Regions from separate parts of the Homo sapiens genome. Here region 2 is linked to region 1. A link is an interaction called in ENCODE POLR2A ChIA-PET data of the cell type or tissue named here. Cell type or tissue: endothelial cell of umbilical vein. All regions are shown on one strand.

Region 1 (5,000 bases):
ATAAAGCAGGCAGAAAAATGTGAAAAAAACGAGACTGATCTAGCCTCCCGGCCTACATCTTTCTCTCATGCTGGGATAACATTATACTCCAAGTTCTTCAGTTTTGGGACTCAGACTGACTTTCCTTGCTCCTTAGCTTGCAGATGGCCTATTGTGGGACCTTGAGATCATGTGAGTTAATACTTAATAAACTCCCCTTTATATACCTATCTATCCTATTAGTTCTGTCCCTCTAGAGAACTCTAATACAAACTCTTTTTCCCCTCTTTCAATTTTCTTATTATCACGTTGAGATATATTTTAGGTTTTGTTTTTCTGATTTGAAACTTAACAGTCATAATTAAATTAGGCAAAAACCCAATAGTGAAGTCTGTTGCTCCCTCTCTCTTTGTATGAGGCTATAATTAAATAATTATATATTGATTTAACAGAAATTGAAGGAGCTCAAAAACAAGGTAGGATAAGAGACAATGTATTGAATTTAGTCTCAGAATGTGACATGAATTAAGCCTTACTTTTTTCTTTATTCCTTTTAACTGCTCATTCATTCATTATATAAATAGACTAAATCCATTTATCACATAAGTTATTATTATGTATAGTTATTGCTGTTATTATTATTTTGTACCCTGTTGTCTTCATGCGTAGAAAGGATTGAGCCAGCTGAGCAATCTCCAAGGTTATCTCAAAGACAATATTTCATTTTATTTTTGTCGTGAGAACCAGTGTTTTAGACTCTGTATGACCTAAGACTGCTGGAAAGAAGGAAGATCTGGTTAAACTAACACAAAGAGCTCCTCAGAGTGTAGTTTTCTTACCTTTATTGCTTCCTTGAGTTCTTATATTGTAGTGGAGACTGAGTCCTCCATACTGCCTGGGCTCTGATTAAAATAAGACCTCTGATATCACATGCAATGAAGAATAGAGAGTTCTAGTATGTAAAGCATTTTACATCTCCCAGTTGGATACTTCGGACTTGTGGTGAGTGAGTGATGGTACCTCACCTCTGGTGATGTTATGGTACTATTCATTTTAAACAATGTCCTTCTCCTCCCTTTATAACACATGGTTACATCATTGTTCTGCCTGAAAAACAGCAGTGACTACCAGGATTAAATCTTTGTTGTGGGGATTATATGAAAGATTTTAAACAGTTCATTTCAGATACAATGGAGGGCTTCCTTCAATTACTACATCCAGTTAATAACAGAAATATTGATGGCAAAATATGTTAAGCTTATCACTATTATAATAGTTTATTCTTCAAAACAGTTTGCACAAGAGCAGGAGAGGAGTCAAGACATTAACTTAAAGACTAAAAAGAGATTTGACCTTGGTTTTCTGAACCGGCAAAATAGGTTATCTAGCTCTATGCTCATTCAACGAACTAGAACATTCATGGAAGAAATCACTTCCTTGAAAATAAGATTAATTTGCAATACATCCCACTCTAACACTGCAAATTTGCCACTGGCAAATTTGCAATCTTCACATATTTTATACTATCTTTTATCTATAGTCTGGATGTTCTGCCAAGCATTTATTTGGTATCATTAAACTGATAAATGGTCTTCAAGATATTTTCCACAATCATTCTGTAAACTCTGCAGAAATGGCCTTTCCCAGAATGAATAGCTATGAAATGCATTGGAATGCTAGTCAAATTTCAAACTTAAAAAAAAAAAAAAAAAAAAGAGTTACACACATTCAAAGCTACGAATTCTAGCTGCCAAAGACAATTATCTTTGCTTTGGATATCCTAGTTATCTTTGCTAAAAGATATGAATACAAAAGCTGTGCATCCATAGTGAACTTAAGTCAGCATGGGGCTATAATGAAATTATGCTTTACATTTAATAAAGGTTCATGGAGTTACCATAACAAACTACAGAAGCTAGAAAGCTCTGTTTTTTTTCTATTGTGTTTCCTCCAGCATAGCTTGATTTTTATCAAGGGTGTTGACATCATTTCCCTTCTAAGTGTCCATTGTTTAACTCTGGTGGAGAAGAACAGGAAAAGGGCAATATATTTATTTATATAAAAAACTCTAGGCAGGAAAATGCTTTCTTGGGTACTTTATTTCCTCATTGTGAAACATGAGGTTCTTATAAAAAGATAATGATGCTGTTTTACATCTTGATACATCTATTAACCCATATCACAGGCTAAAAGCATGGTAGATTTTTTTTCTATTCATGGAGTTATCACCTTACCTCCACATCACTTTTTTTTTTCTCAGTTGACAGATACTAATTGTGTATATGTATGGGGTACAATGTGATGTTTTGATCTATGTATACACTGTAGAAAGATTTCATCAAGCTAATTAATGTATCCACCTCATATCACTTTTGACAGACACTTTTTGTTTTAAATATTACTTTTTATTCTTTCACAAATTCCAGAATGATATTTTGATATGAGGAGTCCCTGAAATTAAAGAAAAAGAAAAGAAAAAAAATCTAATACCCTCATGTTCAGTGAAGACTGAGTTGTCTTCTGAAATTCAACAATCCTTTCTTAGAACAAATCCAGCTAAAATGGAAAGGATTAAATTTAGAGTTGATCAAAAGATTGGAGAAGGTTTGGGGTTTAGTTCGACTTAGAAATCAGGGAGAATGAAGTAATAATGAAAAAGTAATAATTCCTAAAAGTATGCTTTAATCCCTATTTTTTTTTTCTCATTGCCATGGTCTCTTTTTCAGAAATGGGGTTCAGAAAACAAGGGCAGAATATGATGTTTTGGATCAGACTAGAAGTTACTTTTCTCTATATCCTTAATGATAGTGCACTGTGAGACATTTCTTTGGCCAACAGTGAATCTAAGGTTAATTCTTTCACCTAATAAAAAATTGAACATTTATTGAGGCCTACCATGTTTTAATCACTCAGCTAAGTATTTTACTTGCATCAGTCATTTTATCCTCACAAAAACTCTGTGATAGAACATTGGTTCTATTATTAACCCACATCACAGGCTAAGGAACAAGCAGGCTTGCCTAAATCATAGAGCTGGGATTCAAATCCGGGCAGTCTGACTTCAGGGCCTTCACTCTTAAAAACTGCTGTACTGATTACCTAACGTGAGACGCTATTCACCAAATGCATCTGTTCTCAGTGACATTAATTTAAACGTATTTAAGAGAACATGATAGAAAATACATGCACTCACACCCTACCACCACCTCTACTTTTTTTTTTTTTTTTTTTTTTTTTTTTTAAGGCAGGGTCTCACTCTGTCACCCAGGCTGGAGTGCAGTGGCACAATAACAGCTCACTGCAACCTCCACCATCCCGGTTCAAGCAATACTATCACCTCAGCCCCCGAAATAGCTCAGACTATAGGCATGTGCCGCCATGCTCAGCTAATATTTAAATTTTTTTTGTAGAGATGGAGTTTTGCTATGTTGCTCAGGCTGGCCTTGAACTCCTGAGCTCAAGCAATCCACTGGCCTTGGCCTCCCACAGTGCTGGGATTACAGGTATGAGCCACTGCAACCGGCAAACCTCTATCTTTATGAAAACAAAATATTTGTCACCACCAAGATTCCAGGCACTGTGTTAAGAATTAGAGATATATAGATGTAAATAGTGCAGAGATTTTTCCTTCCTCCTTCTCAAAGTCTGGTCATGGAAGAAATTTCTCTATATACTTATTTATTGGATTGTACGGTTTTAAAATAACTGTGCAGGGTCATCTAAGATCATAAATTGAAATGAGCTCGAGAATAGTTCTTAGATGCGGCTGACATGAAAATCTTATTTAACGCAATAAGCACGAATGATATTTACACATGACTGTGTAGTGATAAATTATTCATATTGTTCCATAATAAAATTGCTGTGCCTTTTCATCAAGCAGGGTATAATATCTGACTGACAGGTACATGATAATTTTAATCCTATAGTATCCTAATAAACTTTTCCTTCAGTTTACAATCTCAGTGGGCGCTATAGGTACTAACGCAGTAGCCTTATGTGAAAAGCATTCTTATGGGATGATATAAAACAAACACACACAGGCTTGAGGGCTAGAAGGTAGTGTTTTTATATCACATCTGACCTTATAAGCAGTGGGACATTAAGCTAGTTACTTACCCTTTCTGTGTTTAGTATTAAAGAATAATTGAGAGGTAAGTAAAGCACATGACACCATGAGTGAGTAGCACCATGTCCATCACAGCATGGGCTCTCAGTGTACACAGTCTCTTTTGCTAAGCCCCCAGATCTTGCAGTATTCATGGTCAAATGCAAGGAGGCTTAGTATAATATCTACAAAAAATGCTGTTGTTAGTGTCATCGTAGAAATGTACTCGATGGGAATAATATTATAAAGTCAGAGTCAAGCAGACTTGACTCACGTCTTTCCCTTGTTTCATATTCTTTCCAGATCCCTGGAAGAGGTGGTCCTTTACCCTCATTCCATTGTGTTTTCCTACTGGAACTTTATAATGGAGAAATGATATTCCTATGACTATGCCTAGCCCTGGAGGCATAGGGATGACTCTGCTTGGGTCTTTCCAGCTCAGATATGGTGCTTATTAGGGGAGCATTCTAAAATACGAAAATTAAAGAACACACACCAGATGAGCCCTGATCTGAGTCACTAGCCTGATTATCTTTTCTTCTTGTCTATGGCCACTGAAATCTTCTGTCAAGGTTTTAAAATCCAACTTCTCATGAGACCACAGGCCCAGAAAGAGGACATGTCTTGCTCAGAACCTGGAGTGTAACTTGGGTGTTCTCACTTCCAAACTGTTTTTTACAGGCAACATGCTGTTAGCAATGTTCATGTGACTGGCATACAGTGAAACAGCCCTGTGGCCTGATCTCTGTACTGATTCACATGTAAGGAACTATCAGTCAAACAACTTTGAGCAATAATATATATCTTTACTGTGAGTTTTCCTTTAGGGAAAGCTCAGAGGATTTATAGGGTACTTTATTCAGCATGACTTCTTAAAAATCATCTGGAGGTTTTTACCATCTACAGAGTAATT
Region 2 (5,000 bases), 100 kb after region 1:
AAAGGATGGGAGATATAAGGGGAAGGGGAGGATAGGGAGTGGTTGGTTTACAGGTACAAAGTTATAGCTAGATGGGAGGAATAAGTTCTATTTTCAGTAACACTATGGAGTAAATATAGTTAACAATAATTTAATGCATATTTTCAAAAGGTTAGAAGAGAAGACTTTGAACACAAAGAAATAATAAATCTTTGAGGTGATGGACATGCTAATTACCCTTATTTCATCATTAAACATTGTGTCTATATGCAGAAATATCACTTGGTATCTCATAAATATGTGCAATTATTATGTGTGAACTAAAAATAAAAGGGAGAAAGAAAAGAACCTGTAATTCATTAGGGAGTTGTGACTTCTTCATACTGAAAAATACTCTGGGATCTCCCAAAGCATTTTAGGTAAGAGAATGACTTAAGTGTTACCAAAATAATGAGATGATATGATTTTTTTCCAATCATTTTTTAAATCCACCTGCTAACCTGAAACTAGTCATCTCGAATTGTGGTAACATTTCAGTTTTCCATGGAGATGATCATGTCAGAGATATTGTATTAATATTAGGAAACTGAGTGTGTCTTTTTAATAAATTACTTCTACCACACAAAGAGACAGTCAGGAAGAAACTGCAGGAAAGAAGCAGCCAAGAAAAACTGGATTTGCCCATATAAGAGCTAGTTTAAAGAGCCACTACAGAATGGAAAAAACATGTTTCCAGTATATGTATCTGGCATGTGGTAGGTGTTTAATGAGTACTTGTTCACTGAAGAGTACATTGGTGCAGCCTGTATAAAGAAGAAATTACATAGTAGACAATGAATGCTGTGTCATATGAGGATGCAAAGACCAGAGAAAAAGGATGGCTTTAAAAGGAGGAGAAAAATAGAGAAAGAGAAAACAATACTAAAAGAAAACTGGAGGAAAAGGAAAGGTGCTATCAGGATTTATAATTAGGGCAGCAATGTCCTAGCAAAAGAAGAAAACATTGGGTTGATTTTAGGAGTTACAACCACCTGAAGCATACATGAGAGGGCATAAAATAAAGGACCAGAACACACAGGTGTCCTGAAAAGCCTCACCAACTTACAAGAAAAGTTATAGCAAGGAGACTCAGTGCTTGAAATGAAGCAAACATGAATACATAATTAAATTAGTTTAATGTAAATGCATAGAAAGTCTATTTTACAATGTTTCCATGAGGAGATCAAATTTACATAAAATAACCAGTCTTAGTTGAAGCTTCAAATTTTGGATCCCAGTTCAGTCTTTGTTTCAAGTAGAAATATTTCAATCTGGTTAGATTCTATAGGCATACTTATAAGCATCCTAAATCTGCTACCCAAAGAAGTCACAAAGACAACTTGAACAGTTAATTTTGACCCTGAGAATAAGGAACTCCACTACTCTCCTTCTTGTGTGGGCATAATCAGTGTGGGTAGGCAAGGCACCAACAGGAGAGATGAGGGGAGAGGAAGAGTCCTTCCTGCAAAAGGGCTATACTTGAGAATCACAAAACATTCACACTCTATTTTATATTGTAGAATCCAATTCTGTATTTAGAATAAGTTACAAAACTCTAGATGACTTTTTAAGTGGATTCTTCTTTTCCAGAGATTTTTATACTATGCTCTTTTCAGAGAAATTCAAATATTGATGTTATTATCATGGTTTCTATTATGATCCCTTATCAACTAACAGCCATCACTATATTATAAACTATGTGTTAAGTGACTTTCATTATCTCATTTAATCTTTATAGTCTTCCCATAAAGTAAATATTAATATTATCCTCATTTCAGATGAGACAAAACTCAACTCCATTTCTATTTCTCTTCAACAACTATGTTGGTTAAATCCTATGCTCTACTTCCTTTCTTCTGTGTACCTAAATTTTATAGAAAGGCACTTAATCCTATTACAAAACCTATTACAAAAGGAATTTAGTTATATTTCATTGCTGTAGTCATTGAAAGACAAAGAGAGTTGGGGTTGGGGTAGAAACAAAGATTTATTGAGATCAACTTTGCACCAGACCACACTTGGATGCTTTCCATATAGTATCTAATTGGATGTCCACAACAATCCAAGGAAACTGCTGGAACTTACTACATTTCACAAATAAGAAAACTGATTTCATGAGTTTTTCACATGCTTAAGACCCATTGGTTATTAACAGAACTGAAAGTTGAGGGAGTATCTAACTTCAAATCTTACTAGTGAAACTACTGGTTTGTGTATTTTCTCCTAAGTTATTTTTATTATGTACATTTCTGTAGAATACTAAAATAAAAATGCACTCCTTAATATCCTAACTCCATATCCACTGATTTGATTTGTCTAGTGTTTTTAATACTTTTCTCTAACAACATTAATTGAGTTCTATCCATACCCTGAGGCCACTCCTTCTCCATAGTTAGCAGATGTATTTATTTTTTATCCCACTGTATTAGTGCATTCTCACACTGCTATAAAGAACTAGCTGAGACTGAGTGATTTATGAAGATAAGAGGTTTAATTGACTCTCAATTCTGTAGGCTGTACAGGAAGCATAGCTGAGAAGCCTCAGGAGACTTACAACATGGTGAAAGGAGAAAAAAAGCATGCCTTACCATGGTGGAGCAGGAGAGAGAGCAAAGGGGGAAATGCCACACACTTTTAAACAACCAGATATTGTGAGAACTCACTCACTATCATGAGAACGGCAAGGGAGAAATACACCCCCATGATCCAATCACCTCCCACCAGTTTCTTCCCTCAACATTGGAAACTACAACTCAAAATGAGATTTGGGTGGGGACACAGAACCAAACCATATCATTCCACTTCTGGAATCTCATGTCCGTCTCACATTTCAAAAATGAGCCTGTAGAATCAAAAGCAATTTAGTTACTTCCTAGACACAATGGAAGTACAGAAATTGGGGAAATTCTCCCAATCCAAAAGGGAGAAATTGGCCAAAACAAAGTAGATACAGACCCCATGCAAGTCTGAAACCCATCAGGACAGTCATTAAACCTTAAAGCTCCAAAGTGATCTCTTTTGACTCCATGTCTCACATCCAGGCCACACTGATGAAATGGGTGGGCTTCCAAGGCCAAGGGTAGCTCCATTCCTGTGGCTCTGCACAGGGTACCGCCCCTATGGCTGTTTTCACAGGCTTGTGCTAAGTGTCTATGGCTTTTTCAGGCACATAGTGCAAGCTGTCACTGGATCTACTATTCTGGTGTCTGGAGAATAGTGGCCCTCTTCTCTCAGCTCCACTAGGTGGTGCCCCAGTGGGGATTCTGTGTGGGGACTCCAATCCCACATTTCCCCTCCACACTGCTCTAGTAGAGATTTTCCATGAGGGCTCCGGCTCTGCAGCAGACTTTTGCCGGGACATTTACACATTTCCATACATCCTCTGGAATCTAGGCAGAGGCTCACAAACCTCAACTCTTGCCTTCTGCACACCTACAGGCTCAACACCATGTGGAAGCCAATAAGGTTTGGGGATGCAACCTCTGAAGCAATGGCCCAAGCTGTACCTTGGCCCTTTTTAGCCACGGCTAGATCTGAAGAGGCTGAAACACAGGGCGCCATATCCTGAGGCTGCACAGAGCATCAGGACCCTGGGCCTAGCCCACAAAACCATTTTTCCCTCATAGGCCTCCAGGCCTGTGATTGGAGGAGCTGCCACGAAGGTCTCTAAACTGCTCTGGAGACATTTTCCCCATTGTCTTGGCTATTAAAATTCAGCTTTTCTTTACTTATGCAAATTTCTTCAGCCTTGAATTCCTCCCAGAAAATAGATTTTTCTCTTCTACCACATGGTCAGGCTGCAAATTTTCCAAACTTTTTTTCTCTGCTTCTCTTTTAAATATAAGTTCTAGTTTCAGGTCATTCCTTTGTTTATGCAAATGAGCATAGGCTTTTAGAAGCAGCTGGGCTATGTCTTGAATGCTTTGATGCTTAGAAAATTCTTCTGCCAGATAACCTAAATCATCTCTATTAAGTTCAAATTTCCATAGATCTCTAGAGCAGGAGCACAATGCCACCAATCTCTGCTAAAGCATAGCAAGAGTGGCCTTTACTGCAATTTCCAGTAAGTTCCTCATCTCCATGTGAGACTACCTCAGCCTGGAGTTCACTGTCCATATCACTATTAGCATTTTGGTCACAATCATTCAACAAGTCTTTAGGAAGTTCTAAACTTTCCCTCATCTTCCTGTCTTCCTCTGATCCCTCCAAACTGTTTCAATCTCTGCCCAATACCCATTTCCAAAGTTGCTTCTACAATTTCAGATATCTTTATAACAGTGCCTCACTTTTTTGGTAGCAATTATCTGTATTAGTCCTTTCTCACACTGCTATAAAGAACTAGCTGAGACTGGGTAATTTATGAAAAAAGCTTTAATTGACTCTTAGTTCCACAGGCTGTACAGGAAACATGGCTGGGAGGCCTCAAGAAACTTACAATAGGTGGCAGGGCCCAGAAGGCTGACTAGAAACAGCAGCGTTAGGAGGCTCCCATTGGAAAAAAAAAAACATAATAAGCATGTGAATCCTTCACTGGCAACCAAGGTATCCAAGTTGTCTCACCAGAACTGACTAGGAGGCTGGCATGACCCACAGAATGAAGAAAGAACAGTGCAGTGTGGTGGCCCACCTGAGAGCCACACGGGGCAGGGAAGCCCCTTCTCCCAAGCCAAGGGAGGCAGTGAGTGAGCTCCGGGGAAACTGTGCTTTTTCCATGGAACTGTGCAACCCATGGATCAGAAGATCCCACTAGTGAACCCACACCACTCAGCCTGTCAGCTGGAATCTGCTTAAACCTACCAAACTCGCAGGGGGAGGGGTGACCAGCACCTTGGCTGCAGCTCCCTGCTGTCTAAGCCATTTGAGCTACTTGTGGGAGGGACAACAGCCAGCACTGGGACTCACAACTGTCTAATGCGCTAAGCTCCCTGGGTGGGAAAAGGGCAGCAAACATCTCTATAGCTCCAAACTGTGCTTTTCCCCTG

The links. Peaks named below come from ENCODE experiments on the same cell type or tissue, not always from the same donor. Only the 100,000 strongest peaks of a DNase experiment are listed, where the experiment ranks them.
Region 2: POLR2A ChIA-PET joins it to region 1 with 5 read pairs; 3 of 35 experiments call an interaction of 5 or more read pairs at or near these places.

What each region holds. Positions count from the first base shown.
Region 1 is chr4:124,476,815-124,481,814 of GRCh38, forward strand. No RefSeq gene overlaps it. Among named protein-coding and RNA genes, the nearest start is that of LINC02516, 79 kb to the right of the region's middle. In endothelial cell of umbilical vein, no CTCF peak of the experiment used is centred here; a DNase peak (open chromatin) is centred at 1,947; H3K27ac peaks cover 2,400 bases.
Region 2 is chr4:124,578,373-124,583,372 of GRCh38, forward strand. No RefSeq gene overlaps it. Among named protein-coding and RNA genes, the nearest start is that of LINC02516, 22 kb to the left of the region's middle. In endothelial cell of umbilical vein, no CTCF peak of the experiment used is centred here; no DNase peak of the experiment used is centred here.